2 separate regions of the Mus musculus genome follow, and region 2 is linked to region 1. The links are chromatin loops, found by intact Hi-C in ENCODE. Cell type or tissue: gastrocnemius. All regions are shown on one strand. Each heading gives the region's core, and the rest is flanking DNA. Links, peaks and the distances in the headings are about the cores only.

Evidence for each region. Peaks named below come from ENCODE experiments on the same cell type or tissue, not always from the same donor. Only the 100,000 strongest peaks of a DNase experiment are listed, where the experiment ranks them.
Region 2: it touches region 1 in a loop (2.3-fold over the local background); 13 of 42 quality-filtered maps call a loop at or near these places.

The regions. Positions count from the first base shown.
Region 1 is chr9:51,756,244-51,772,461 of GRCm38, forward strand. It overlaps Arhgap20 (Rho GTPase activating protein 20), which reads left to right and starts at 9,108. Exons shown (of 15, transcript NM_175535.4): 1 at 9,108-9,368. The coding sequence starts at 9,264. Gm40520 (a long non-coding RNA gene) reads right to left here and starts at 9,185. Exons shown (of 3, transcript XR_870739.3): 1 at 8,358-9,185. In gastrocnemius, for the core only: a CTCF peak has its summit at 8,236 (motif pointing left); DNase peaks (open chromatin) are centred at 8,001, 8,297, 8,981 and 9,750; H3K4me3 peaks cover 2,628 bases; H3K27ac peaks cover 2,678 bases.
Region 2 is chr9:51,900,287-51,916,504 of GRCm38, forward strand. It overlaps Gm6980 (a long non-coding RNA gene), which reads right to left. Exons shown (of 4, transcript XR_870743.2): 3 at 15,625-15,662; 4 at 13,190-13,800. 4933407I05Rik (RIKEN cDNA 4933407I05 gene) reads left to right here and starts at 14,143. Exons shown (of 3, transcript NR_040731.1): 1 at 14,143-14,273. In gastrocnemius, for the core only: no CTCF peak of the experiment used is centred there; a DNase peak (open chromatin) is centred at 8,880; H3K27ac peaks cover 490 bases.

The sequences.
Region 1 (16,218 bases), core at 5,473-10,472:
GCAGATGTAAAATTGATACTATGCTTTTGCCTAAGGAAACTATAGGTAGGACAAATTAAACCCAGATTAATCAGAGAGAAGAAATAATACGAGTTTATACAAAAATCAGTAGAACTGAAAACAAAACCAATAGAGTAGTTGATCTCTACCATCCTAATGCTACAAACATTTCATACAGTTACTGGTGTTGTGGTGACCCCCAACCATAAAATTATTTTTGCTGCTACTTTGTAACTTTAAGTTTGCTGTTATGAACTGTAGTGTAAATATCTGATATGAGACCCACACGAAAGGGTTGTTTGACCCCTAAGGGGGTCGTGACGCATAGGTTGAGAAACACTGCAATAGAGAAACAAGAAATCAATGCTTAACACAAAGAGTGAGCACTAGCCAGTCGTGGTGGTGCACACCTTTAATCCCAGCACTCTGGAGGCAGAGGCAGAGGCAGGCGGATTTCTGAGTTCGAGGCCAGCCTGGTCTACTAAGTGAGTTCCAGGTCAGCCAGGGCTACACAGGAAAACTCTGTCTTGAAAAACCAAAAAACCAAAAAACCAAAAAAACCCAAAAAACAAAAAAAAACAAAGAGTGAGCCCTAATGTAAACTAGAGGCTGTTGTCTGCTCAGTTGTACTAGCCATGCGCCTGTGGTAAAGGATGTTACAATGGGGGATGCTGTAAATGTGGGAGTAGGGACATCTCTATACCCTTCCTTTTCTTTACTGTAAACCTAAAATTGCTCCTTAAAAAAATAGTTTTGAAAAAGCTTTAAATAAAAAACTGTAAAAGATTTGAATGTACTGTGAACCAAGGGGCGGGGGGAAACAACGGTAAGCAAGTAATTAAGGGAGGGATAACCCCCCCCTTACCCCATGCCCATCTCTGATAGGCTGGAATTAACACATTGATTATGGTAAGACAGAAAAAGATTAACCAGAGATTAAGTAGATTTTCTTTAAACTGCAAAGTTTATCAAAGCTTCTCATATACATGTTTAGTAATGTACAGTGTCACTTGAGCAGACTTTCCAAAACATACTTGGCTATGAAACTCTATATTCTCCTAGAGAATCTTAAGGGAGTAATGTTGCATATGGCGTGCTTTCTAAAATATGCTGCAAAGCGAAACACTTTTTTTGGAATGTCTTCATCTAACTTTTTGTCAAACTTCCTTTTATTTTGTTACTATTTTTAAAGTAATAAGCACTTTTGCAAATTATTTTCTTTCATTGTCTGTAGCAAATATGTAAAGGTTGTTCTTTTAGTGGTTATTTATGTTATGGAGTGTGTGTGTGTATGGGGTATGTGTGTGGGTTTATGTGACACACAAACACACACACACACACACACTCGGGGGGCGGGGGGGAGAGAATGGGTGTTCCCATGCATGCAGAGGCCAAAGCAACACATTGATGGCTTTCTTCTAAGACTCTCTGCCACACTGCCTTAAGACAGAGTCTCTCGCTGGACAAGGAGCTTACATTTTTGGGGAGACTGTGTGGCTAGTGAGCTCTAGGGATCTTCTTGTCTCCACCCCCCCCACCCCTCCCCTAATGCTGGGTTAACTGTCAGGGCCAGCCATACTTGGTTTTTCACGTGAGCTCTGGCGGTCTAAAATCTCACACTTGTCAAGCAAGTGTTCTCACCCTCTGATCATCCCCTTATCCCTTCATTTGTAATTTAAGAGGAAGAGGGTATCACACAGCCCTGAATCAGAGGAATAATGTTGGAAAGATTCATTTCCATAAACCTCTACAGAGAACTGTATCACAAGTATGTAGAGCGAACTAACAAACATGCAGTCAGATCAAACACCTAGGGAAAACCAGAGGAAACACCAGAGGAGAGAGAAGTGTCACAGATAGGGCTTTCCCCTGAAGAATGGGCAAGAAAAAGTCACAGTGGAGGGCAAATGATTGGTAAATTAATTTTGTCTGTCTCATGAAGCAATCTAAAATACGATGAAAAATGCATTTCTTCTGCCTTCTTCTGTTTCTTGTTAAACAATCAAGTTGCTTTTGTAAGATATATACATAGATATGTGTATAGATAGATATAGATACAGATACTAGGATTAGAGATATATTTAATGATTATGATAAGCCTTTGGCCTGCAAGAAAGCTAAGTAGGATACTTAAAGTCACATGTTCCATGAGAATGGATGCATCTCAGTTTGTGGTCATGAAAATCAAAAACATTGCCATCAGATTTTGTGATAAAAATTATGGGCTTTGGCTCCTACACTTGATGCTGGCTCTTGCATTTCCACGCTACATGGACTTCGATAAGTACTTTAATACCCCTTAGTACCAAGCTGTCCATTTATGTAACAAGCATAAAAATGCAAGTCATTGGACGTGTCTTGAGGTCTGTGGCAGAATGACAAATGTTAATATAGTGTTTAAGGCCCAAAGCATTATCCTGCAAAGCTATGTCCCACTAAGTGACTGGGTATGAGCATTACTGGGGTACTTCTGATAGTCCATATTTAAAGTCTAACCAGGCTTGGGAATCCATCATATTTGGGTTCAAATTCTAATTCACTTTCTATAACTTATAATTAATAGTTAGCTCCAGGGTAATCTAATGCCTCTGGCACCCATGAACCCTGGCAGTCATATTCACATTCCCATACAGATCCACACACATGTACATAATGAAATTCTTTAAAAAGGATCATAATACTACCTCTTTGGCATCACTGAAGATTATGTGTGATGTATATGCAGCCTACCTAACATACAATAGGGACTCCACAGATGTCAGTCTCCTTCCGCATTTCCTAGAAAAATCAATGTATACATTTTTATTAGAATCCACAATCCTTCACATTCTTTCCCCAAATTATTTTTCTAGCTTTGGTTCCAAGCATCTCCCCATTAGAATCTTTCTTTCTTTTTTTTCCCCCTCCTTTCTCTAGATCCTTTTTCCTCTATGGTCTAAAACCTCTTAGACTGGGATTATATTCACTGTGTAAATAGCCTCTTGAGAGATTACAACCAAAAGGTGACTAAAGCCTCGTGTCTGATCTTGATCAGTCTTCTAAGCATCTCAAGCACAAGACTCTGCTGACACTCGGACTGCAGGAAGCAGCCTCTGTACCATCTTGCTATACAGAATTGAGCGCATGGGGAAAGCTTAACTACAGGTCAGACAGGAACAAGAATGCACCCCTGAGATACAGGCAGGAAGATCTGGGAGGATATTTGCAGGTTGCATTTGGTACCTAACATGATGTGTGTTGCACTGCGTAATCAAAAGTCCATTGCTTGGAGTGAGCAAATAGTACGCTATTTCACCTATATACCACATTTATATTTGAACAATGTTGCTAAGAACACTGATGTACAGGTACCTGCTAGAGAAATGTTTTTCACCCTATGGGTCAAAACCATGTAAGGGTAGAATAACCCTTTCACAGTTGTCGCCTAAGACCATCAAAAACCACAGATATTTATAATATGATTCATTAACAGTAGCAAAATTACAGTTGTGAAGTAGTAATGAAAATAATTTTATGGTGTGGGGCCACCACAACATGAGGAACTGTGTTAAAAGGTTTACAGCATTAGGAAGGTTGAGAATCACTGTGTTAGAGTCATTGTTTTCAAATTGTTGGAAGTATATACTTAGGAATGGAATTGCGGACTCAAATGTAATCTAGGTTTAAGGTTTTGAGGAAACAGCAAGAATTCCCTTTTCAGTGTCCCCCATTCATGAAAGGGGGCAGAAAAGTTTTAAGGGGTAGTTCAGACATTGTCTGTGGGTATGGCTGAGAGAAAAAGTCAAAAACAAAAAATCTCAAATGTGCAAGTTAACAGACGACTTGGTGGTCAAAGGTGTGACGCCGTGTCTGTGAGTGGTCTGGAGGTAAGCGGGATTCTTTTGACTGGATTTAATGCACCTAACCCTGGAGAGACTTGAAGCCCCAGGGAGTGGGGAAGTCTGGTGGGGGTGGTCAGAGACAGAGGGAAGGAGGAATGGGATGAGGTACTGTAGAAGGGGGGACCAGGAGCAGGAATACAGCTAGACTAAAAAAAATAAAAGTAATAATAAAGAGGAAAGGAAAGGAAAAGAGAAGAAAAGAAAAAGGGAGAAATCTAAGCTATTGAGCTTGAACTATGAAGCACATGAAGGCAGGCGTGACCAAGAATAGGTGAGGGATGGAGGTGATAAGAAGTTAATGACCTCAACATTACACCCAATGAAGTAAGTGTTCACAAATCAGTGAGTCTGTTGGATGCCCAGTTGTGAAACTGGGATAGAAATAAGGAACTAGTTAGCACTACATGCAAGCATATGGTATGACCACAACCAGACACAGCTCAAAGATTACTAGAATAAATGAGAGTAAATTTTCATTTCCAGGACTTGGGGGTGGGGTGGAGGAAGAAATAAGGCCACAAAACACTTTGGTGTGGACACCAGAAGAAAGACAAGCCAGTAACCTTCAAGGAGAAAGCCCAGGTCAAGGTCTGCTGCTTTGACTCTGTAACAAGTATTCTCAATTCTTCTGTTCGATTGTTATGCCCACTCATTTGGCAAACTAACCTTTTCTCTGAATGAATTCAGTCCACTTTCCAGAATCCCCAAAGAGAAACCCTGCCTTGTGAAGGTAAGTCCATTATAAATTCATTCGGGTTGTGAATATGCGGGCAACACAGTCTTGACCTTGCTCATTCTTCAGAGCCCATTTAAAGCATTCTATTTACCATCTATTCTCTGATCCTCATATGTTTCCCTCTGTTCTCTGCAGAACTCGCTGATCCCCAAAGATGTAGAAATGCTTACTCAATCCCTAGCCTCAATCCTTATGCAGTACCCTTGCTTACAATGTGTTAGCCAAGCTTTCTGCCTTACCCACAATTCTTTCCTACTTATCTTTTGTAATAGAATCAGTGTTGTTTGTCCTGCACCATTGGCCCCAGTGTCTTCAGCTGTGTCACCTCTAATGCCTTCCCTTCCGTATTTATGTGAACTCACTTGGCTGTGTCACCTCTAATGCCTTCCCTTCCATATTTATGTGAACTCACTTGGCTGTGTCACCTCTAATGCCTTCCCTTCCGTATTTATGTGAACTCACTTGGCCCTCCTTGATTCCCTTCAGATCACTCTCTCTTCTCTAGTTTCTGCTTTCTCTTTCAACCCAGACACACCTCCAAAGAGTCATGTACATTTACTATAGGGCTCTTTCTCATTTGTAAAACCCATCCCATTCATATCGCTTAAACTGATCTAGATAGGATAGACACACACACACACACACACTGCTGCTGCTGCTGTTCATAAAAATAATAGGTATTTTTCCAGTCTTATCTTTCTTGGTCACTTTATCTTTCCATAAGCGTTTTTCCTCTGACCTTGTTCTATAAATGAATATTAGCATCTCTCCCCTTCTTCACCCGTAGCAGATCTGCCTACTGTGTTGGTGATAAACAGACTCCTTCTCCCTCTGATGAGGGTTGTCTTGTTTTCCTTTCTATCCACAGCTAATCTATAAAGAGAAGTCCCAGTTTTCTCCCTCCCCCTTCCAGGTGCACCTTCACCTCTTGCAGCCTAAGATGTCAGCCACTATTTCTCCATAACCGTTATATTGACTTTGAACATGAACCCACTTAGCACTGTTCATTTTCTCTAAATGCTTTATCTTCCTCCCCTCCACAGTTTGTCACCTCCATTGCTTTCCCAGTGGTGTTCTCAGTGGTGACCATAAGGGTTTGGGATTACATAAAATAATAGACCCAAATGATTTCTCAGAGAACTTAAATTTTTAAAGAACTTGGAATTATATGGAAATATGCAGACTTTAACGTTTGGCAACACAATATTTTTAAAATATGCATATCTGAACTCCCACTTCAGGCCATCAGTTTCCACTGTGGGTCAAGGGCATTTGGATACAAAGTGGAAATGACTGCTAAGTGCATCTTGTATTTATAATGACTATCCCTTTCAGCTCGTCAAGCACCTGGTATAATCGTCCTACATATGAAGAAACATCGCATGAAGTTTTTTAGTATTTGTGTTTTCACTACTATTCATTCTGATGATTGGCAAGATGCTGGTTTTATTCTTAGTGTCCATTGCAGGCCTGCTCCTGGAGCTTCCCAGATGCTAGTGCTTTGCTTCAAGGCTTGCCTCACAGTATTTTAGGTGCATCCTGCTTGTGTCTAGCATTGTGCTTCCCACGCTTCAATTGCTTTATCATCAGTTTCATGTCCTGGTATCACTTGCCTACAGCATAAGGATCCTGGTGAATAGAAAATGGTTTTCATCGTCTAAACAACACAAGGACTAGTCCAGGGTTCTGTCTTCCTCTGTATAACATCTCCCTCACACTAGACAGAATGATGGAAGTGACCTATGGTTGTATATAATAGTGTGTTTATCCATTCAAATATAAAAGGTTGTAAAAATTACTGCAGCATGCTTGGGTGCATGGTATAGAGAAGAGAAAAATGCAACTTTTCCTCTTAAAGCAAGTAGAGCAAACGGCACTGGTATAGTGTGGTGTGAGTTACTCAGAGAAGCAAAGCTTTCCGCAGCACGGAAAGCAGACCAGGTAGTTGAGAAGAACGCAGGTTCTGAAGCTGCATGGTCAGTTTCTAAGTTACCATCACTGTTCAAAGTCCTCGTGGCCTGCTGTTGTCTTCTATGTGGAGTGGGGGAATAAACGAACCCACCCTATCTGATACAGATGGGAGTTAATTATATCTGTAAAATACTCATAGTCTCCCATAGAGCAAACACTCAGCAAAGGCTTCCTGTTGCAATTGCTGGAGCTACTCTCAAGCCTGGGTGCCTGGAGCTGGGGAAGAGATAAACCTAGGAAGACTTCTCTCGGTTTCTGACAGTCCTGAAGATTTCCAGGACGATTCACCAGGTACCTTTTATGCCCCAGATACTAGACATTTCGGAGTAAAGTAAAAGAGGGTAGAGACGTAGCCTGGAAAATTCCCAGACACGAAGGACAAGTCCAAAGTCCTAGTGGGCTTCTGAAAGTATGACGATTTCAAGGTGACAGAGAACAGGGTGAGAAGCAAAGACACATAAGAGTCAGCAAGAAAGTGAAGTGAGGGTGGGGTGTGGGGGGGGGTCTGTCTTTCATTCTGTACTATGACATTTTTGGTTTATTCCACAGCAAGGAACCAAATAATGGTTTAGCAGGGCAGTGTTGTGATCAGACAGACATGTGTCTCTACTGTCGGCTGTTCAAACCCAAATTTCCTGAGTAGCCTTGCCTCGAAACTTAACGTGGAGAGAGCAATTTTCTGTGCTGTTCCAAGCTATTTCATCTTGGGAATAAAAAGACAAAATGAACAGTGAAAGTTTTCCACATTTGCTGGGGGAAAAGGGGGTACCTTGATTTGGGAAACTGGCTATTTCATCACAGAGATACTTCATAGTCCATGGGGCTCTTTGAATGACAGCCAGCTCTGTCTTGACTCTTCTGCATCTTTCTTATATCATTTGTGTGTCTTCTCAGTTCATTTAACTAACAAACATTTATTATGTTAGACACTGCCTTAGTATCTATCAGGTGGCAACAAAGAACAAGAATGTCTGGATGGCTGTGACTCTTTGGGCTAAGTGAACTATTTGGAGATAAAAGAATTGAAACAAACAAACAAACAAACAAACAAACAAAAATGAGGCAGATTAAGAAAAGCCAGGGTGTCCATTCACCAAAGAATTAAGAGATTAAGGCACCTGGGGGTGGTTCCAAGTGAATGAACAGAACTGCAAAGCCCTCTTTAAGCACAACCTATAAATTAGTGGGTGAAAGCCCTTCTCTGCACGAGGACCACAGCTGTAGCACCCCTGATTCACAGATGTATATACATATATATGAGATTTATTAAGCTTCCTTTTAACAATGTAGTGTGATGTGACTAAAATTAGCCTTATATTTCCACAACAAACAATCTTAGGTTTGGATGATTGTGTAGGTGTGTCTTTGTGGGTGTGTGTTGGACAGCATCCCCTAGCTTGGAACACTGCCCACCTGAGTTCTGTTCCTTATAACCTGCCCCAATAGCCGCCCAAACTGCAAGAAACCTCTTTTTCTTTTTTTCTTTTCTTTCCTTTCCTTTTCTCCCCCTTTCTTTTCTTTTCTTTTCTTTTTTCCTTGTCACAAAAATAAGCAGAATCCGTAACCATCTCGCAATCACGGAGTGATATCCTTAGTGATTTTTTTTTCACACTAGTTCTGATTCCAAGGGAAGAATGCCACCTACTGTATCATTTACACCAGCAGCCAGCCCTGCAAAGTGCGAACACTACTTAACCCTGGTCTGTTCCAACTGCCCTTTGATTATTATTTAGTCCAAAAAAGAGGGAGGGGTCACTATTTGGACTTACAGGAAGTTAGGTTCTGAGCTCGCGATATCAGATCAACGCTTCCACATATTGTTGCCTTCTCATAGATACTATGCCAAGTTTCAACCTCCTTTCTGCCTGCATTTTCCTCTTAATTGCGCTTTCTCCTTCAGAATGCAGGGTCCCTGCAGCTTGCTGCCTGCGAAGCTGGTGGTGCAGACATGCAAGGTTGCTTGTCCATGCTTGCTCCCTGTGACTGCAAAGCAACAGCTCTGGGTTACCCTGACAGGCTTAGCTAGCAAGCGTTCGATATTGCCCCCGAAGTCCGGCGATGCCACCAGGGCTTCCAAATTTGTCTAACTCCTTCTTCAGCGGAGCGGGGACCGGGTTGGGGGTGGGGGTGGGGTCCCTTCCGCAGTCCGCGAAAGCGAGGCTAGGCTGGCGGCCCCTGCACCACCTTCGAGCGAGCCGCGCTCGCTGAGGCTCCCGCGCTGCAGCTGCGCGGGAAGGGACGCTGGCGGGAGCGAGCGGACAGGCGCGCGGAGCTGCACCGGAGGCAGTGGTGCGTGGTGCACGGCGCGTGGCGCGCGGCAGCGAAAGCTTCGTACCCGCGGAGGCACCTCGCAAGGTTAGTGGCTTCGGTAGCGCCAAGCGCTGAGAGCTCGCTCCCGGCAGTGTGCACGGGCGGCGCGGGGAGGGCGGAGGAGGCGGGGCGGACGCGGAGAGGCGGGGCGGGCCGGGGCGGGGCTACGTGGACGGGCGGCCGCCCGGAGCGCTTGCTGCAGCCTGAGCAGAGTGCGGCGAGCGCGACGAGCGCGGCGCGGGCGGCGGTCCATGGCCCCGACGGGAGGCGCGCCGCCCGCACCCGCAGCTCGGCGTCCGGCCTGAGCGGACCGCGCCGCGCAGCCACCCGGTCCTCGGCTTGGGCTTAGCTTGCAGATCTTCTTCATGGAAGCGATGTCTCCGCAGCAGGATGCTCTAGGGGCGCAGCCGGGGCGCTCCTCCTCGCTGACAGGCATGTCTCGCATCGCGGGAGGCCCTGGCACCAAGAAGGTGAGGACGCCCGAGCGGGAGGGCCCCTCCATGGGCTCGCGCCTTCCACGGGTGCCTGGTGCTGAGAGGGGTTAACGGTCCCCGCGTGGGGTGGGAGGGTCACCTCCCGGGATCCCCGCTGTCTTCTCTGGTGGAAACGGTCTCGGAGAAGCCCGTTGCCTCTCCATCTCTGACCCGGGGAGTGCCTCCCTGCGAGCCTCCCGAGGTAGTCTTAACCCGACAGCCTGAGGAAGGTAGGCGGCCCCGGAGGGGAGGGATGATGCGCCCACCCAAGGCCTCCAGGGGATGTCGGAGATGGGTGCCGTGGGCTACACTGTGGGATCCGGAGGTTTGACTCGGCCTAGATCTAGGCTGGCTGGCGGTGGGCGGGCAGTTTCCGGAGGTCCCAGCGGGGCATGGGGGGCTTGGCTCAGAACCACCCCCTGAGAAGGGACGTTTGCATTTGCCTGTGGGGGCGGCGCCCTTGTTCCCTGACACCCGAAGGACTGATCCGGGTAACTACTTGTAGCTTTTGCTGGTGATTGACTGGTCCACGGTGCAGCGGGAGGATTTCGATAGAGGTCAGGAGTCTGCAATAGGTCCCGGAGCAAGTGCACGTGGGCCGCGAGCTTCTGAGCTCCTGGGAATTGATTTGGGTGCTGTAGCCATGGGTGCCCCCTTCCCTTCCTCCAGCACTAAACCTTCAGATATTTGGCCATATTTGTTCCTTACAGTGGTGTCGCCTTCTCCAGCTTCTGTGGAAACAAGTTGGGATGAGAGCTCATTCTAGTTCTTCCCTAACAAATAATGTGAAAACGTTGCATTACTATAATTAGAGACTCACAGGGATACACTGGCTCCCTGCATGTCCGGATTTTATGGCTTTTCATTAATCTTCCCACTAGAATGGTGGCTTGGCTGGAGGTGAAAGAAGAGAGGTGATAGCTGTATAGAAATGTATGTGAGCTCCCAAGGACCTTGGGCCTGTCACAGAGCCCTCTATGGGTGTCTGTGAACTTGATGGATGGGCAGTAGTGGCGGCTCAGCCTTTGATGTATGGAGGCTGATGTTTGCCCTTGTGGGTTTTTTCACCCTTCAGAGACAGTGTGTGTGAGTGTGTGTGCGCGCGCGCGCGTGCGTGTGTGTGTGTGTGCGCGCGCGCGCGCGCGCTGTATGTGGTGTGTGTGTGTGTGTGTGTGTGTGTGTGTGTGTGTGTGTGTGTTCCAGTTTTTCCAAATAAAACGTGAAATTGTCAGGATGTCATTCTTAATTTAGGATGGTAGAGGAACATTAGGCAATTGGCAGAGATTTAAAGCGTTTTGGTTTTGTAAACCTAAGGAATTGGAGAGAATCAAGCATTTGTTTTCCTAAAGACTGTGGCCCCGCCCCGCGACTGATTATGCTAGCAAGGGGCGGAGGGGAGGGGAGGGGAGGGGAGGGAGCCTTAAAGAGTAGCTTTATCATTTTCAAGCCGCACTTGTCCCATAAAGGAAGGGAGGCTGTGTCCTTTTTCCTATGCTCTGTTCTCTGGGCACAGCCACTATCTCTAGGATGGTGTCCTTCGTTATAAAACATAAAGAGCTAGTACATTTCCACATCCATCTCTACTCCCCCAAGATTTTTGAGAAAATTGAATGGATGATGGCACATAGGCGCGATTGTGTTAGCCCTTCGTGTGCATTTTCCCCGTGATTGTAATTCACAACACTCGTGTTCTGGGTTACTCAGGCCTGTCATCTAGGATGGGGTTTCAACACCTTTCTTCAGTCAGCAATAGCCAACCCACCACAACAGCTGCCACCCTTCCAAAGTGTCCCGAACTTCTCCACTCCACCCTGCACAGCTTCCAGTGCAGTCCGAGCTGCCCAGTACCCATCTCTAACCTGTGCCTTTGCAGAAACTCCCACGACACCCTCGTGTCTTTCTGTGACCCGTTCTGCATTTAGCAGTGCCAGAATGGGTGGGTTTTTTTTCCATTTGAATTGATGGTGACATTCATTTTGCTTACAATTCTGAAGGCGATTCATTTTGCAGGCCTAGTAAAACGCAGACACTTCTCCTTGGTCCCTTCTACTTCTCCCATTCCTTCACCCTCCCCACTTTTGTATGTTCTTCAGCCTCCTGGGCCTTCACTTTCATACACTAAGTCAAATTCATTCCTATTTTAGGCATTGGTGTTATTCCCTTTATGTCTGCCCAAGGAATTGTTGGTTGGTTTTTCTGTTTTTCATGTTGTGCAAACCTTGGGTCTTCTAGAGGTCTCTCTCCCTCTCCCTCTCCCTCTCCCTCTCCCTCTCCCTCTCCCTCTCCCTCTCCCTCTCCCTCCCCCTTCTCCCCCCCCCTTCCTTTGTAAATGAAAGCCACCTCCTGTCACATTCTGGGCCTTCCACTCTATTGGTTGTCTTAGCATTCATTGTACTTGGCATTTTCTCCTCTGCTTATTTCTTTCCCATTACCTGCCTCCCTCCCAACTGTGTCCTCAAGACTAGAGTGGGTCCTGCTAGATAGCAGTTGTTTCGTAAGCATTCCTTGGGTCATGGCAAGCAAGGAACAGGAGCAGTGTGGCCCCTGTCCTTAGAATTTGCCTTTAAGAGAAGGATCAGCAAGCCTTAAAGAAACAGTAAATACTTGAGGTTTGCCAGCCTTATGGTCTCTGCTTACTTCTTCCTCTACAGCACTGAAGTAGAAATGGACACTTCCTAAGTGAGTGGGCTTGACTGTGCCCCAGCAGAATTTCACATGTAGTGGAGATCAGCAGAACGGCTCATCAGATAAATACCCTTGCTGAGCAAGCCTGGGAACCTGAGTTTGATGCCCAGAACCCACGCTAACATGGAAGGAGAGAGCTGATATTCCACCAAGTTGTCCTCTGGCCTCCACACACATAGCATGCAGGTGTGTGTATGTGCACATACACATACCATATACAGCATGCACACATGTAATAACAATATAAACATACCCTGTAGTTTGCTGCCCTCTGGTCTGAAGCATTTGTGTGGTTTGGTTTGTTTGTTTGTTTGTTTGTTTGTTTGTTCTGTGGGACCTGGTCAGATGGTGAGGCTTGACCATCCTTCGTGTCTGGTAGCCAGTAACCACATGTGCCTGTTCAGGTCCTGAAATGTGGCTGGTACCCTGAAGATTTTAACATCTCTCTTGAAGTTTAATCGATAGACAGTAACCTCACATATTTAGAATTTATAAATCTAAGGTCTGGTGTATGTATGCACTTAGAAAATGTGAATTTTCCCAAGAAATCACCTGTCTGCTTTATGTCATTATAGACTAAGCGTGCATTTTCAGCTTATGTAAGTGAATTCCTTTATTGTTATTTTTATTTTTGCCTTCCTTTCACTAGATGTAATTTTCGTATCCACCTGTGGTTATTTGTATGTGTCTGTGCCTTTCATTGATGAGCTGCCATAAAGACTGAATATCTTAGCATGGGAGTTTCAGGTTTCATATACTTTGGACTTTGAGTTGTTTGGTTATACAAAAATGAGATAACTCATGAGCGGCATTCAAATCTCAATATAAGATTAATTCATATCTCTTACGTGCATAATCTGAAGATCATTTTGCTCATTGTTTTTAGTACACCTGTATTTTGACCTCAGCCCATCACAGGATGTGGCATAGACTGTCCATCTTCTGTCTTAATCAGCAAGCAGACAGTCTCAGAGTTTGAGGCAGTTTTGGATGCCAGGGTTGGGAACTAGGGATGTTCAGTTTGTAGTTCACTTACCCATTCCTCTGGCGATTGGATTGCTTCTGCTTCTTGGCTGTTACAAGTAAAGATGTTGAGAATCTTCGTTCACAATTCTGCATGGACCTATGCTTTGAGTAGGGAGCAGTAAATATCTAGGCATGGATTGACTAGGTCATAACTAGCCATATACTTGACTCTTTGAGAAAACCGGTTGTTTTTTTGTTTGTTTGTTTGGTTTTTGTTTTTGTTTTTCGAGACAGGGTTTCTCTGTATAGCCCTGGCTGCCCTGGAACTCACTCTGTAGACCAGGCTGGCCTCGAACTCAGAAATCTGCCTGCCTCTGCCTCCCGAGTGCTGGGATTAAAGGTGTGCGCCACCACGCCCGGCGAGAAAACCGGTTGCTTTATTCTGAAGTGATCTTACAGTTCCAAAAGCAGTGTATGGTAATCCAGTTCCACACATGCTCACCGACACTGTTAGCATCTCTCTGTGGGTCAGTCATCCTGACACTGCTAGCATCTCTCTGTGGGTCAGTCATCCTGACACTGCTAGCATCTCTCTGTGGGTCAGTCATCCTGACACTGCTAGCATCTCTCTGTGGGTCAGTCATCCTGACACTGCTAGCATCTCTCTGTGGGTCAGTCATCCTGACACTGCTAGCATCTCTCTGTGGGTCAGTCATCCTGACACTGTTAGCATCTCTCTGTGGGTCAGTCATCCTGACACTGCTAGCATCTCTCTGTGGGTCAGTCATCCTGACACTGCTAGCATCTCTCTGTGGGTCAGTCATCCTGACACTGCTAGCATCTCTCTGTGGGTCAGTCATCCTGACACTGCTAGCATCTCTCTGTGGGTCAGTCATCCTGACACTGTTAGCATCTCTCTGTGGGTCAGTCATCCTGACACTGCTAGCATCTCTCTGTGGGTCAGTCATCCTGACACTGCTAGCATCTCTCTGTGGGTCAGTCATCCTGACACTGCTAGCATCTCTCTGTGGGTCAGTCATCCTGACACTGCTAGCATCTCTCTGTGGGTCAGTCATCCTGACACTGCTAGCATCTCTCTGTGGGTCAGTCATCCTGACACTGCTAGCATCTCTCTGTGGGTCAGTCATCCTGACACTGCTAGCATCTCTCTGTGGGTCAGTCATCCTGACACTGCTAGCATCTCTCTGTGGGTCAGTCATCCTGACACTGCTAGCATCTCTCTGTGGGTCAGTCATCCTGACACTGCTAGCATCTCTCTGTGGGTCAGTCATCCTGACACTGTTAGCATCTCTCTGTGGGTCAGTCATCCTGACACTGCTAGCATCTCTCTGTGGGTCAGTCATCCTGACACTGCTAGCATCTCTCTGTGGGTCAGTCATCCTGACACTGCTAGCATCTCTCTGTGGGTCAGTCATCCTGACACTGCTAGCATCTCTCTGTGGGTCAGTCATCCTGACACTGTTAGCATCTCTCTGTGGGTCAGTCATCCTGACACTGCTAGCATCTCTCTGTGGGTCAGTCATCCTGACACTGCTAGCATCTCTCTGTGGGTCAGTCATCCTGACACTGCTAGCATCTCTCTGTGGGTCAGTCATCCTGACACTGCTAGCATCTCTCTGTGGGTCAGTCATCCTGACACTGCTAGCATCTCTCTGTGGGTCAGTCATCCTGACACTGCTAGCATCTCTCTGTGGGTCAGTCATCCTGACACTGCTAGCATCTCTCTGTGAGTCAGTCATCCTAGGATCATGGTGCAGTAGTACCTCTTCACATGGATGTGCATATCCTCAGTGATCTTGTATTTACCAGCCACACATTATCTCTGGTTAATTATCTATTTGCCAGCTTTCATTGGGTTGTGAGCTTTTTTATTACTGAGGTTTGAGAGTACTGTATACATTCTGTCTTCAAGTCCTTTATTGGGTATATGGTTTTCAAAATATTTCCTGTCTGTCTATGATCTGTATTTTTATTTCTTTGGCCTTGTTTTTCTAAGAACAAAAGTTCTTCACTGGGTGAAATCTAACTTGCTTTTTATTTTTCTTTAATTTGATTTTATCATAATTAACTTGAATTTAAATTTATATAGTGATGTTTACTCAGTGATAGCAATATTGGGTAGCAGGTCTAGAGGGGGAGCTTAAAAACTGTACCACAACAATTATTAAATTGTGTTATTAAATGGATCATTAAAATTCAATCCTGGTTTGAACAAATGTAAGTATTCAGATGGACCGTTCTGCACTGAGCTGTTGAAGGGAAGGCCTGTTTAAATTGCCCTTTAACTCTGAAAAGGACAGGGCCCATACATTAGAGGAGGATTTCAGAAAGGGTGAAATTAAATCCAGAGGTCCTAGGGTGGGTCTGTTTGAGCAGTTAGCCTGTAGGTGCACCACAGAAGTCAGTCTCTTTTCTTTATAGCTTTATTTAATGTTTTAACCTCAATAATTACATAGCTGAAAAGCTTGCTTTTATTTGCTACACACAGGATACAATGATTTTTCAGAGAAAAAATGTAGTCTATCTACCCTAGACGATGGACCCCTCATCCTGCCGTTGGGGCTTCCCAGAAGAACAGACAGTAAATTTGTGTAGTGGTTCCTAAAATAGAGCTCTCAAATGCACCTGCAGCACGCAGAGGACAACTTAAATTCTTCCGGAATAATGTGTTCTTGGGAGGTGTCCATATTCGTCCTTCACATCCCTGGAACAGTGGATGGAAGCCCATATCAGAGCCATGTCGGTGTTAGGAATGGCTTGGGTCAGACTCCAGCACGCTGCCCCTTAGCCTTCACTTGATAGCTAACAACTTTTTAACGAGAGCAGCAGGTATTGGGATAGGGAAGAAATGTATAGGCATAGAAAGCCAGCCAAAGTAAAATAGTTTGGAAATAGTTGTAGCATCTCAAACGTCGCAGCTGCGGTTATGAACTGTACCGTTTCCCCTTTATGCATTTTGTTGGGGGTCCAAATCTGTTTCTAGCATTTGGTGGTAGAACACCAGCAGCAGCACCACCACCACCACTACACGCCAAGAGCTGACGACTTTAACCAAGCCAAGCGTATGTGTGGCACTCAGCCTTGAATGAAATGTCTTAATAGCAGGCTTTAGTTTTATTCTTCAGTACTGAGAAAAGAAAGCCCTTGCTTAAAACTGCGTCCCACTGAGCCCTTC
Region 2 (16,218 bases), core at 6,287-11,286, 140 kb after region 1:
TTGGAGGAGGGTCTGTGTCTTCTAGGGACCATCCCGGCAACTGAACTGTTGGCATGAGCAGCCCTTAATCGTCTGAAAATAAGATCAAGGTCACCATCTCTGGGCTTCACTCAGAAGATATAAATACAACTGAAATGATGATCATATGACCAGCAAGCTTGGAATCTCCACTCCTAATACACACTGGTAGGGGGAGATGCAGTAATCCCCATCACTCACCTCTTAGTGCAAAGCTCTCCTCTCTTCTTGCAAAGCTCATCCCATGTGGTGGATTCCACTGTGACAGCTGAGTGGTCGCCTCTGGCATCGTCTTGAACAATTAAAAGGACAAGATGTGGATCCAGGTGGTCAGATACAAGTCAAAGAGCCTCTGCTTGCCAGCCTGTGATTGTCAGTCATGGCTCAAAGGTCACAAGAGGCAAAACCAATTCTGAACAATTTCACTCTGCAGGAAACTTAGATGGGTCTGCAGGGTGGCTAAGAAACCACATAGGGCAGTAGCTAGGATGCCCCTGGAATCCATGAAGCAGGAATTGGCAGCCATCCTGTCCAGAAGCTGTGGCTACTGAAGCCCATCCTGGACCGCTTTTACCATCAATGTATATCTCCTTAGAGTCTCAGGAAGGAGAGTTTGTATCTCTAAATTTGAGAAAGGGAAATACAGGTGATGAAAGTTCCTTTATGCTGGCTCACAGGTTCCTGAAAGAGGGTTGTGGTGCAAGAGGGTCTCTTAAGGGAAGAAAGTACAGTTGATCTTGTCAGAAAAGTCACAGCAGCAGGAGCTGTCGCGTGGCATCAACAGGCAGAAAGTGGGGAGAAATGAATGTGTTCAGTCGTCTTTCTTCTTTTAATTCAGTCTAGGATCCAAGCCCAGGAAGTGGTGGCCCCTATTTTGAGGATAGATCTTCCCTGCTCAGTTAAGCTAGTCAACACAACCTGTTGCAGCTGTGCCTGGAGGTTTGTCTCCTAGGTGATCCCAGAACCCGTAAAGTTGGCATTAACCATCACAGCAGGGAAAGCATACCCATTCAAACCTCCACCAACCTCTACCCTCCATAGCTATTGTCATTACCTTGGGATCTTGGTTGACCAAAACATACATGTGCTTGTTCAGAGGTTTCTAGCTGGGTGGCCAATTCCCATCAGCCTCTGAAAGAGCCAAGACAATGCAGGATGGCTTGGAACAGTCTCTGTGGTCACTACCCCTGCCAGATTCTATGTCAGCAGAGACAGTAACATGACTCCTATGAGATGATTTGCAGCATCCTGCCCCTTTTCTTAGGACACCCAAAAGGAGGATTCCCCAAGGTCCTTGCAATCCCTTGTTTTGGAAAATAATGTTATTCCAACAATTGTATTTTAAGTGTGTTAATATCTCTCTGTGTCTGCCTCTCTGTGTCTGTCTCTCTGTGTCTCCTTTTCTTTCTCCAACAGGAGCAGAACGCATGATTTACATCTGTCACCTATGGTCTGTCTCTGCATACACAGTACTGTAAATTGTATTTTATATCAATTGAAATTGATACAAAAATTCAAATTGCTTCCCCCTGCCCCACTACCTGGGACTACTTTTACTTAACAGTAACATTTTACCAAGGACCAACCTTGGCATACAGAGGGGTTCTGAGAGAAGGGGTGTCTGGGAGTGGCAAAAAGAATGACTTGAAGTCAAGTGGTGGAAGCAAGCTGACAACCTGTGCTCTGCTTGATACAGCTTGTCCAGTCTGCGTCTATGTTCTGCTTTCTCTCTGGAGATCTCTCTGTCTATTTTCTGATTCCTTGCTATTCTAAGAGATCTCTCTGTCCATATCCTGCTTGTGTGTGTGTGTGTGTGTGTGTGTGTTTCCAAGCAGTTCTCTCTTTTTATCCTTAAAAAAAAATGTCTCTGGATAGCTCATTTCCTGCAGAACATAGGTCCAGTCTTTAATTTTACATATCAAACCTCAGGTTTTCCTTTAGATTATCTTATTAATTGGCATCCTGTTTTCCCAGCCCTTTGATTCTTAGGAGACAGGAAGCATACATTTTTACTTAACATTGCAAAAGAATTCAAAGATCTGCCTGCCTTTGTGAAGCACAGACAATAAGCTAGTTGGGTGGGACCCTGCCCTGAAATAACCATTTCTACCACATCTGGGCCTAGCCTCCCTCTGTCCTAGGCTGACCTTGAATTCAGGATTCTGCATGTCTTTGTATCTGACAAGCTGCCTCATAGTGTAGCTGCTGTTGTTCCTTTAGATTCATGAAACTCCTCATAATTCATATTGCATCTTTATATTTTCCTAGCTGAGAAGTTATATATTTTGATCTCATGCATCTAGAGTTCTTTCCCATAGCCTCAAGGGCTGTCCTAAAGGTCCCAGCATTTACCATCTTGCTGAGACATTAGCCATACCTTCATCTCCTGGACCTGCTGTCTTTTTATCATGGAGTCATTAACATTAATAGAGAGGACATTCCTTGGAGTGAGAAAATATGTATGTTATTACACAAACAAGCCTTACGTCCACAGCAGCCATCGGCACTCATGGAGGCTCATACTGGGGCACTCTCCCAGGAGCAGGAACCATGTCACTCTGTACCACAAGAGCTACACAGGGCCTGGCAACATTTCTTTAAAACGTTTTGTTTTGTTTATTTATAATTACCTGGGTGGCCAAGGGTGTGTGGGAGTGCAGGTGTACTATGGAAGCTAGAAGACAACTTGCAAAAATTCAGTTGTCTTCTTCAACTCTGTGAGTCTCAGGATGAAACTCAAGTTCATGGTCTTGCCGGCACCACCTTTAACCACTGAGCCATCTTATCAGTCCAGGAGATGACATTTCTTAACTTCATAATTTACATGGCAACTTGGGAAATCACACATCCCAGGCATGTGTCTCAACTTGTGTTTTCACAGCATAGACACACACAGAAACACATGTTCACTCTTGAGATGCCTGCTGACAAGACTTCTCCTCTGACTCTCAGACACCTGGCTCTCAGAATACACTAGCATCCACTATATTCTTCAGGGGCGTTGAGTAATGGTGACTTCCACTTCCACTCACCTCTCAGAAAAGCTGGAAGGGGTGAGCAAACCTTGCCACCTCCCTCAGATGCATGCATGCGCACAGACACACAGGCATGGACGCACGCACATGTGCGTGTTAAACAGTGTCTCTTTTACTCACATCATAAAATAGGCATATATAGACTGCCATAGAGCTTGTCTTGGGAGTGCTGACGTGCATAACTTATTTAAGCAGTTTGTAGACGAACTCAGGGTTTGCACAGCTGTTCATACTGTTAAAAAGAACTGTTTTAATTCTGGCCATAACAGCAAAGAGGATGTTGAATTCTCATTCTTCCTGTGCAAGCTAAACCGGTCTACCAAAATCTGAAGAATGCTCTCTCCGGGCATCCGATAGCCACATAGCAAACCTGAGTCAGTTCCTCTCCCACACCTATGCTCCTCACAACCCCCACACCTATGCTCCTCACAACCCCCACACCTATGCTCCTCACAACCCCACACCTATGCTCCTCACAACCCCACACCTGTGCTCCTCACAACCCCACACCTGTGCTCCTCACAACCCCACACCTGTGCTCCTCACAACCCCACACCTGTGCTCCTCACAACCCCACACCTATGCTCCTCACAACCCCCACACCTGTGCTCCTCACAACCCCACACCTATGCTCCTCACAACCCCACACCTATGCTCCTCACAACCCCACACCTATGCTCCTCACAACCCCACACCTATGCTCCTCACAACCCCACACCTATGCTCCTCACAACTCCCACACCTATGCTCCTCACAACCCCACACCTATGCTCCTCACAACCCCACACCTATGCTCCTCACAACCCCACACCTATGCTCCTCACAACCCCCACACCTGTGCTCCTCACAACCCCACACCTATGCTCCTCACAACCCCACACCTATGCTCCTCACAACCCCACACCTATGCTCCTCACAACCCCACACCTATGCTCCTCACAACCCCACACCTGTGCTCCTCACAACCCCACACCTATGCTCCTCACAACCCCACACCTGTGCTCCTCACAACACCACAGATCCAGATTTTCTCCAGTGTCCCAAAATGCAGGTCAAACTCCTTGCTGTGACTCTGGATCCTGCTCTCCTCTGCCTCTTCCTTCAGCATTTCTGGTTCAGTTGTTGGTGTGTGCTCAGTAAAGCGCCCTTGCTTGGGCCCTCTCCATGGTCTCTGAAATCTGTGTTTGGGTGGCTTCAAGACCCTGAAGACAGGACATGTCCTTTATTGTCACCCCAGCTTTTAATCCAGTGTCTGATCTGAATAGGTTCTCCATCATCTATGACTGAATTAAGGTGTGGGAAGAGTAGGTGGCATTGGGGTGGGTGTCTCTGAAGTCAAAGATGTCCTGATTCCAAGGACTTCTGCTGTGCTCCCAGGAACTGTGCTGCAAAGCCTCCTTGGGGGATAAGCTTCTTTACAGGAGCTATTATACATCTCATGGCAAAGGACACCAATGACACATGAAACGGATTCCAGAGAAGGAGTATAGTAGTTACCCCCCAACCTTGAAATTAGTTTCCATCTACAGAGCTCTGGGGTTACCAAGCAGCAGAGGCAGGAGGGATGCCTCCCCACCCAGCTTTTCTTTTTAATTGAAATTTTTGTAATATATTCTCTTCACAGCTTCCCCTCCTCCATTGTCTCCCAGGCCCTCTCCACCTCCCATCCAATTCCACACCTGACAAACAGGAAAATTAGAAAAGCAAAAATACAAGAAAAAATTAAAAGCACAAGAAACACACAAAACAAAAGACAAAAAAAAAAAAACCAAAATCAGAAATCATAATATGCACACAAACAATAAAACTTTTTTAAATGCCCAAAGCAATATGAGACTTTTTTTTTTAAAAAATCTACAAAACCCACCATTGAGTTCATTTTATGTTGGTATCTTCTGCTGGGCATGGCCCTGCCCTGAAGGGTGATTTATATACCTAATGAGATTCTGTTGCATAAAACTGAGTTTTCCTTTCTGAGCAGTTATCATGTAGAGATCGATGTTGGTTAGGGCTGAGAGTTTGTGTCTACTCAGCGTTGGGATACCATCTGGCATATATGATGTAGTCCCTGTGAATGCCACCACAGTCTCTGTGAGGTCACATGTGTGCCAGTTCTGTTATGTGTGAAGATAACGGTTTACTTTTTTTTGTCATCTGACCCCTTTGGCTCTAGCAATCTTTCTGCCTCTTGTTCTGCAGGGTTCTCTAAGTCCTGAGGGAAAGTATTTGATTATAGGACTGAGTGTGCCAAGGTCTCTCACTCTCGGCACACTATGGGTCTCTGTATTCACTCCCATCTACTGGAGAAGAAAGCTGCTCTTATGATGACTAAGCCAGTCATTGGTCTATGGGCATAGTAGACAGTCATTAGGAGTCATTTTATTGCTGTGTCCCTTTAGAAGAACAACAGTGTTTTGTTTCCTTCTAGGCCTATGGTCTATCTAGTCTCAGGTTCTTGGCCACTTGAACAGTGTTGGGCTTCCATCTCATGGAGTGGACCTTAAATCTAATCAGATAATAGATTGTCACTCCCATAACATTTGTGCCATTATTGTATCAGCATAGAAAGCAGGTAGGTCACTCTTAGGGGCTTTGGGATTTGTAGCTGGGTTAATGGTTACTTTTCGCCTCTGGTAGAATGCACAGTACCTTCAAGTACCATGAAGTATCATTAGTTAGTGAAGATGAAGGCTCTAACTTCTTCATGTTCAGTGAGATATGTAAGTGTTGTCTTCAGCAATGAATTCTTTTTTTTTTTTTTTTTTTTTTTTTGGTTTTTCAAGACAGTTTCTCTGTGTAGCCCTGGCTGTCCTGGAACTCACTTTGTAGACCAGGCTGTCCTGGAACTCAGAAATCTGCCTGCCTCTGCCTCCTGAGTGCTGGGATTAAAGGCGTGCGCCACCAGGCCCGGCCAGCAATGAATTCTTAACATGAGTTTTTGGAGAACAACCAACAGCCTTGGCAATAGCCTGAGTGGTTTGGAGGTTTCTAGTGCTCACGTCTTGAACCACAGGCAGAAATCAAAGAGAGTACACCAACCCACACCTCCTAAACCGCCCAAACATCACCCCTAACTAGGGATTAAGCCCTGAAATTCTAGAGACAATGGTGGGACGTTTCTCATTCAAACCAACACAAGGAGGAAACAGCACTAAGGAAAATAAAAAGTGGTCAGCTTAGTTAAAGAGTTAGTGTATTTACCAACTGTTTTCAGAACATCATCCTTAGTCCAATATAGGACTGGGTCCCTGGAACAAAAGAAAAGTTTTAAAAAGTCTCAGCTCTCAGAGAATGCAGGGTTCAGTAGAAAAAGTAAGATGTGAAATGCAATACATAAGTAAACAATAAATGAATAAAAGCTCCTATCAATTAAAAAGGACACCAGGAGTAAAATGTGACAAACTCCTTTTATGGGGCCACATGTGCACCCCACATCCTGCATCCTATTCCGGGCCTTTCACAGTCCTTGTCTCATTTGGATCTCCCAGGAGGTCTCTAAGCTGGATGGGTGGGAAAGGGAAGGGGGTAGTAATGAGAGGCGGCAGGGTGAGCCTAGTGTGCTGGGCAGGGCTAGGTGGTCTCTCTGGCTTAAGTTATATCCCTTTGGGCAGCCTTGGGCCAGCCAGCCCAGCCCGTCTTTGGCTGGATGAGGGGCCTGAGCCAATCAATCCTGCAGCCCAGGCAGACCGTGCTGGGGGCCTTGGCGCAGCCCATAATGAATCTGGCTAGCAACAGAACTTATTTTTACACCTCTTCACATTAGTCTCCAAAGACCAGACCTGAACGCAAAGCGAGAAAACATGGATTGATCGCAGCTGTGGATCCATGGTGATTTGTGCTTAGTGCTGAAAAGTGTCGGGTCTGTGGTTGGAACCCCTGACTTTCTGGCCATGAGCCATCATTAACACAAATGCTGATATGTTTGTTCTTCTCCCTTTGTGTCAGGCCCCATCAGCCGACCCTGCCTAACTTCTGCCTTACAAAATTTCCATGTGTTTTAGAGTCATTGTATACAAGATCTTTGTTCAAAACTGCCATGGTCACAGTACACAGAGATCACCAGTCTGTGGACAGGCTGAGGTATTAGTCCTAAGGGCATATAACATGGTCCCTAATACTAGAAGCTGAAGTCAGATGACCTGGGTCCAAATCACAGCACCAACTTGTCTGTTGTGTAACCCAGAGTGCCAAAATCATCATTGTGAACATCTGGCTCTTCTTGGTAAGATGTAAGTAACAAAACCATACATCAAGAACTTCTTGAACTGAAAGATGGTCCTAGTTAGCTTTAACTATCTGCTTGACACAGCCTAAAGGGACCGCTGAGGGGAAAGCCTCAACTGAGCAGTTCCCTAGGTCAGTTTATCCATGAGCATGTCTGTACAGACAGAGTTGCCTTGATTGCTAATTGACATCAAAGGTCCAACCCACTGTGAGTGGTACCATTCCCTAGGCAGGTGTTTCTGGACTGTTTGAGGGAGTGAGGTAAGCATCTGCCTGAGTGAGCCAGTAAGCAGCCTTCCTCCATGGCTGCTTCTTCAAGTTCCTGCAGTCAAGCCTTCCCTCCTCTGAGTTGCTTTTGGTTATGATATTTTGTCACAGCCACAGAAATGAAACTAGGACACGGATCAATTTTTGTTATTGTTTTTCCAACTTGGGGCGGATCCTTTTGTATAAAGATAATGCTTGGGAGTGGCCAGCAATTTCAAATTGCTATGAAAAATGATTATTTGCTATAGGAACTTGCAGACGAAACCATCGAGCATGGCTGCTTACTGGCTCACTCAGGCAGATGCTTGCCTCGCTCCCTCAAACAGCCCAGAAACACCTGCCTAGGGAATGGCACCACCCACAGTGGGTTGGACCTTCTTCTGTCAATTAGACATTCTATAAAAATGCTTATTCTAAATGTGTATACTTACTACCATAGACCACTAACTGAGGACCATGTACCAGCATCACTACAGATCTCACCCAGAAAAGCGTAACCCCTGGCACAGAATGAGAGTGTTTTCTGCTGTGGTGATTATGAGCCCCTTGTGTGTTTGTAAAAATAAAGTACTGGCCAGTGACTTAGCCCATTAATCACACGTACTAGTAGAAAGAGAAATAATCTCCAAAGCAAGATTATTGTTTGTTTAGTTATTTACTTTTGACTAGCAGGGCTCTGACTAAACATTATTGCTTAAATTTCTTGGCATTTGTATTCAGCATTAGGTAATCTCTGGATTTTGTTTTCTTTTGCAGCCTCTGAAGATGCCTTTCATCTCCTAAGGACTGTGGGTGACAAGGCTGATACAGCTATCGGTGGGTTTCTGTGGGCTGTTCTGTAGGTCAGTTCTCTCTTAGCAATTAGAACCTTTCTAAGCATAACACAAAAGAGCTACAGTGGCCTCTGCCTATGGGCTTCTGGGCTGTTTACTTCTTCACAGCAGGCTGAGACCTGTTAGCTCAAAAGTGCTCTGGCACTAAACACAGATTTTTACACATCCAGTTGTTTTTAGTCATAGTCTAAATAAGCAGACATCTAGCCATTTGGAGCCTGTCTACTATGCAGAACCCAGGAGGCTTCATCCAACATCTACAAACCATAGATAAGAAAGACCTGATAACCACAAACCCCAGAAGCCTCTGTCACTCGGCTGAGCTCTCTGACCCAGACTCTTGACATTTCAGCTGGGTCTCTGACCCCCTCCCTTGGGAGTTCCCTTTTCTGCGCAGTGGCCCCTGCAGTAACTGTAGACTCTCACAGATACTTTCCTGTGGTAAGGTATGTGCCACAAATGAGACCTGTCAGAGTAGCACTAGAGTCTGTGTGTGCTACTGCCACCTGGTGGTCATATCTTCCATCACTCAGTCTCCAGAACCCAAGACTTAAACTGTAGCAATGAACCAAATTCGAGGTCTGTTTTCAGTGGTTTGAGCTTCAGTTAAAGGTACCTAAGGCCCAGCAGGCTCCCTACACAGCAATGACAGAAGGAAAACTCTGTTAGGTGTGCCTTCCCACTCCACAAGGCTAGAATTTAAAATCAGAAATCTGCTTACAAGGGCTTTCTTTATTTGGCTTGCTGGCGTGTAGCAGCGGGCAGACTACCCACTAATAGTGACCATTGATTCTGTCAATGGGAAAATGAGTTCTCCACCTCCACAGGCTGTCATGAGGATTGAACAAATTAATGCATATGGTGACATAGTTTCAGACAATACACGGTCACCACAGAGCATCATTATTGCTATCTACATTTCTCCCTCTGAAGGTGCTACCATGGCCTCCATGTCAGACCCTATTAGAAAAGAGACTTAGATTGCCTAAAAAGCTTTAATGGAAATGTAACATTTTTTAATAAAACATTTTATTTTATTTTTATTACTTTTTTATTAGATATTTTCTTTATTTACATTTCAAATGCTATCCCCTTTCCTCATTTCCCATCAAAAATCCCCCTTCCCCCTGCTCACCAATTCACCCACTCCTGCTTCCTGGTCCTGGCATTCCCCTACATTGGGGCATCAAGCCTTCACAGGACCAAGGGCCTCTCCTCCCATTGATGACCTACAAAGCCATCCTCTGCTGCATAGGCATCTGGAGCCATGAGTCCCACCATGTGCTCTTTGGTTGGTGGTTTAGTCCCTGGGAGCTCTGGGGGTACTGGTTGGTTCATATTGTTGTTCCTCCTATGGGGCTGCAAGCTCCTTCAGCTCCTTGGACCCTTTCTCTAGCTCTTCCATTGGAGACCCTGTGCTCAGTCCAATGCTTAGCTGAGAACATCCACTTCTGTATTTGTCAGGCACTGGCAGAGCCTCTCAGGAGACAGCTATATCAAGCTCCTGTCAGCAAGCACTTGTGTCTGGGTTTGGTGACTGTATATGGGGTGGATCCCCAGGTGGAGAAATCTCGGGATGGTCATTCCTTCAGTCTCTGCTCCACACTTTGTCTCTGTTTCTCCTCCCATGGGTATTTTGTTCCCCCTTCTAAGAAGGACTGAAGTATCCACACTTTGGTCTTCCTTCTTCTTAAATTTCATGTGTTTTGCAAATTGTATCTTGGGTAATCTGAGCTTCTGGGCTAATATCCACTTATCAGTGAGTGCATATCATGTGGGTTTTTTGGGATTGGGTTACCCCAGTCAGGATGATATTTTCTAGTTGACTCATTTGCCTAAGAATTTCATAAATTCATTGTTTTGAATAGCTAAGTACTACTCCATTGTACCACTTTTCCTGTATCTATTCCTTTGTTGAGGAACATCTGGGTTCTTTCAAGCTTCTGGCTATTATAAATAAGGCTGCTATGAACATAGTGGAGCATGTGTCCTTATTACATGTTGGAGCATCTTCTGGGTATATGCCTAGGACTGGTATTGTTGGGTCCTCAGGTAGTACTATGTCCAATTTTCTGAGGAACTGCCAAACTGATTTCCAGAGTGGTTGTACCAGCTTGCAATCCCACCAGCAATGGAGGAGTGTTCCTCTTTCTCCACATCCTCTCCAGCATCTGCTGTCACCTGAGTTTTTGATCTTAGCCATTCTGACTGGTGTGGGGTGGAATCTCAGGGTTGTTTTGATTTGCATTCCCCTGATGACTAAAGATGTTGAACATTTCTTTAGGTTCTTCTCAGCCATTCGGTATTCCTCAGTTGAGAATTCTTTGTTTAGCTCTGTACCCCATTTTTAATAGGATTATTTGTTTCTCTGGAGTCTAAGTTCTTGAGTTCTTTGTATGTATTGCATATTAGCCCTCTATCGGATGTAGGGTTAGTAAAGTTCTTTTTTACAATCTGTTGGTTGCTGTTTTATCCTATTGACAGTGTCCTTTGCCTTACAGAAGCTTTGCAATTATATGAGGTCCCATTTTGGAAATGTAACTTCTAGTTCTATGAAATTAAGAATGCTAAGAGAGCATTCTAAACGATTACACACTAACAAATATAGCAGCCCAGATAAAATGGAAAACTTCCTGGAAACACAATACCTACTGAAATCTGTGAGGAAATGGAAAGTCCAAATGGACCACAGCTGGTAAGAAGACTGAGTAACTCATCGGAAGTTCTCCTGGATAATAGGCGTTAGTGCCAATCTATAAGACTCTTGACTAAGACCAATCCTTTACAAATCTCCCTGCTTTTCCCCCAAAAATGAAAAAGATATTTTTAACTCATTCCACAAGGCCACTTAAGTCAGAAAAAAAAGTACAAAGCAACATCCTTATGAATATTGTTCTGATAATCCAAACAATTAAAAGAGAAAATGAAATTTGTCTGTACATTAAAAATGAGTATTCATCACCAACAAGTAGGAGTTATTCTAAAAATACAAAGATAGTCCATTGCACAAAAGCCAATCAATGCAATCAATAAACCGCATCAACAAATAAAGGGACAAAAATTAACCTCTACTGATGCAGTTCGGCATCTGACACAGTTCAGCATCCTTCCATGACTATAAGGAAGTCAGAAGGAACTGAAAGGAACCTCCCTAGGCTAGCAAAGGTTTGGTATTAAATAACACAATTAACGGGATATTGGTGATAGAGGCCCAGCAACTTGTTCCTCTCGGGTCAGGCAGGAGACAAGGTGCCTATTTCATCACTTGTAGTAAACATTATATTGAAAGTTTTAGGTAGAAGAATTAGGAAACAGATAGGGATGTAGCTCCGTGGTAGCGCTCTTGCCTGGCGTGTGCAAGCCTCTGCGGTTAAACCTCAGCACCGCAAGAACAAGAGGGAAAGAGTGAGGGTTGGAAAGAAAGGGGAGTAGGGAAGAAGAGAGACACAGAGAGAGACAGAGACAGAGACAGAGAGAGTTCAATTGTGTGCCTAAGACAATATGATCTTATACATAAAAATTAATGTAGCATTAAAACTGGCACTCATGAATGACAATCATAACTAATAAGTGAGCCCAGCATAGTTGAAGGATCCAGTATGGACTTTCACGGCCTTGCTGTAATGTGTTCTCTAGCAATGAACAAGCTGGGAAAGAAATAAAGAAAACAGCTCCAGGTATAACTGCTAGGAATTAGTCAAGGATATAAATAAAGGACCTATCTCAGGAACGTGAAGAACACTTTGACAGAAATTAAATAAGACAACAGTAAGTGGAAAGGCATCCCAGATTCATGGGTTGGAACATTTAATACTGTTAAGCGCCAGCAATAGCCAAAGCAATCTACAATGACAGAATCCCTCTCAAAATCACAACATTGCTTCTGTAATCATAGACAAAGCTCCTAAAGTTGACATGAATCTAAAGGGGCGCTAACAACCAAAATAATAGTAACAACAGCAACAATAATAAAGTTAAATCAAGCTTCCTAATTTCACATTTTACTGCAATAATCAAAATAGTATATCAGGAGCATAAAGACAGATATACAAAACAATGGGAAAGGTCTGAAAGCCATAAATAAACTCTGGTAGGTATGGGCACATGATTCCAACAAGAGTTCTATGACCATTCAATAAGAATTCAACACAGTGGGGCATGGTAGCACACACTTTTAATCCCAGCACTCAGGAGGCAGAGGCAGGCAGATCTCTGAGATCAAGGTCAGCCTGGTCTACAGAACAAGTTCCAGGACAGCCAGACCCATGTAGAGACCCTATCTCAAAAAAAAAAAAAAAAAAAAAAAAAAAAAAGATAAAACTTCTGTAATTACTTGGCTCATGTGTTGATGAAGAAAAATGTTTTTAAGAGGATACAGCAGCCTTTTCAATAATCTATATTAGAAACCCTGGAGCCCAAGTGCAGAAGAATGACATTGAGCTGGGCATGGTGGCACCTGCCTACAGTACAAGCACTTGGGAGGATTTATCAGAAGGGTCAAAGCCAGCTGGAGTCACATGGGAACAGCCTGTCTCAAACCAAGGACAAGAAACGGAGGAGGAAGAAGGAGAGGGAGAAGAAACAGTAGTAGCAGTTGTTTCTCTGCTTAATACTATTTATAAAAATTAACTCAAGCACATCAGAAACCTAAGAGTAACAACTAAAATTGTAAAACCATGAATAAAACAGGAGGCATTCTCATTATACTGTGTTGGCACTATTTCTTTAATGACTGTGACCCAGGCACTGGCAAAAAAAAAAAAAAAAAAAAAACACACAAATGAGGCTTCGTTGGTTTTTTTTTTTTTTAATTCATTCCAGAACATATCGAAAGATTCTACCAAAAGAACAAAAGCGGCAAATCAGAGAAGTGAGGAAATGTTTATAAAGCACATATCTAATGAGGGATTGGAGTCCAGAATACACGAGGAGCTCCTGTGACCTGACATCAAGCGGTAGCTTTATTAAAAATTGGCAGGGAACTTGAACAGACTTTCTCCAAGAGGAAATAAACAAGGGATCTGTGAAGACACACTGAGTGAACAAGACAGGCACACAGGAGGATAAATACTGTGTGCTTTCACTTACGTGAAGACACTAGTCACCATAGGCTCGTGGGGAAGGAAAATGGGCTGTCATTATCAGATAGGTAGAATTTCAATTCAAGTGATGGAAACCTTCTGCAGATAGATAAAAGTAATGGGTATAAAACACCCATAGCACTTAACACTTCTCTGAACTATATACTTGGAAATGGCAAAGGTGGTAAAACTAACAAGTTTATTGTGCCACAGTTTTTAAAGGAAGACGAAAGAAACTACATTACTTGAGTTTCATGAACATTTCTTCCACGGAGGTGATATGAATTGCATCCATCTTTGATTCAAACACCAAATCAAAGTATGACTCCATCCAAGTCCATCCTGGGGAAACAATGAGTTTATTGGGAGTTACTGACAAGGACATGGATGGTCTCAAACAGTCCACTAGACAGTTTTAACCCAACGTGGGTAATGGCTTCCCCATGGCCATACAGATGAAGCCTTCTTCTCCTAGTGTCCCCAGACTCCCCGCAAATCCTGAACTCATGTGCAATTTGGGATCAGCCTTTACATTTTTATCCTCAAGACAGCATTTCATATTATACCCTGTTTTATAACTAGACTTCTGTAATGTAATCTCTTAGTGCGAGAGCTCTCCAAGTAGTAACCTATGTGAGGTCATCTGCCTAGAGAACAGTGTGAACGCCCCACCCCCACCCCCACAATCTCTGAGGTCCATAGATCTCAGGTCTGCGTGAAATTGTCTCAGCTAGGCCTAAAGTCACCGGGCCGCCCGAGCCTCCCTCTCAAGGAGCCTGGATCTTAGCCTGAGAGATGAAGAAAGCCACTACGGGGTATTGATCCAGGAGGGGACATGAGGGAATTATGGTTTTCAAAAGCTCACTCAGGCTGAGGTGTGAAGAGCCTGGCTTGTACGAGTAAAAGCATGGAAATAGAGTGGCTAGTTAGGTAACCGCGGTGGCCACCATCCAGAAAGAGCTGACGACAGCGACTGATTTATCGGAACTTCTCTGGAAGCCTGTCTTAAAGTTCTATTTCTCTGAACCAGTAAGGGCTGATAATAATGGGTGGCCTCCAACCGTCAGATGGGAAGAGGGGAACGGCTTGTGTGCACGCAGCTGCACAAGCACAAACCAAGCTGACAGATCCCATTAACCTGAAGAGAAAAAAGCCAAGGGCAGGCAGGATAGAAGCAGAACTTAGCCCCTGGAAGGAAAACCCCACCTCTCTGACTCACTGACCCTCCCATTGGCTCAGGCATGCTGGGAGTGGGAGGGATTGCCTGTCCGGGATTCCGTGGGCTGTCTTAGCAAAAGTTCATTCCAACTTTCCTGATGTAGAGACAGTCTTCCAAATTGGAAAAGCCATCCTTGAACTATCTGGCTAGGATGTGAACTGTCAAGAAAGCATTGGGGAGCCCTGGAGGTGTCTAAAGGGGGGATCTCTGCCTTTTTAGGTTTGCTGACTTCTTTTTTAACAACATAGATAGCCCTGGGCTTTTTACTTTCAGGAATGGTGCATAGGGTTTTCATCTCGCAGGGACAGAGGGTGGCAGGGACATATTGGCGAAGTCTGCCAGCCTCCACATTAAGAGAGTAACTTTAGATAGGGCGGTCTAGCCATTCCTTGGTTTACCTTCTCTTCACAATATAGGAATAAGCAGGCTCTGTCTGCCAGCCCTAATTGATCCCGCTCCACCCTATTGCATGCAGAACGGAGGATATTAGCACCTGCCTCTTATCAACAAGGGGAGACTAAGTCCCCACCTTGCTGCTTACAAATGTATATGACATACTGCCTACAGGCTAACACCATTTGCAGAATATTTGAGAGCCTCCTAGTTTCCAGCAGTCACTAATGATAGGTGCTACAAGTGAAATGGTTAACAAATTGTGTGAATCACTTCTATAGGAACAACCCAGAATGAAACTTGTACCAGTGTCCTGTTTATACCATTCCTCCCTGCAGATGGAGCAACTACCTCATCTCCTATCCTCTGACCCAGTTTGTGGGGTTGTATTCTGACCTTCAGCTTCCCAGACACCAACAAAGTAATCTTGGATACATTCCGCTCACCACCACAGAGCCTTGGGCTCATGTGACCTGTGTTCCCTGCTGGGCCTGCTTTCTGAGTGCTAAGATTGACCTTATAGTCCCCTGAACCTCCTGTGCCCTGTTGCCTACCTGGACATTGCTTGAGTCAGATCCCAGATGCTTTCCACCTGAGCTTGAAAATAAAATACATGTTACACTTGAATATCACTCATGTACCAACATATTCATTGCATGAATATGAATATTCATATTCATGTACCAACAGTCCGTTCATATGGCTGCAATTTTCTCTTTCAATTTTCCTTCCCCCTTTCCCCTCCCTCCGCCTTGCCCTGGCCTCTCTCTCCAACTTAATTCTTCACCGCCATCTCCTAGAGCATCAGTTCTCAACCTGTGGGTCATGAGCCCTTGGGGGCAGGGGATGCTGAACAATCCTTTCACATGAGTTGCCAAAGGCAATCCTGGATATTATACATTTATATTACAATTCATAACAGCAGCAAAATTACAGTTATGAAATAGCAACAAAAGCAATTTTATGGCTGAGGCTCACCACAACATAAGAAACTGTATTTAAAAAAAAAAAAATCACAGCATTAGGAAGGTTGAAAACCACCGTCCTAAAGCAATAGACCTCAAATCCAGTTACACCTTAGAAACATATGGGGATATTACTGAAGTACAAATACTTTTACCCACTGTCCAGATGAATTGAGACTTGCT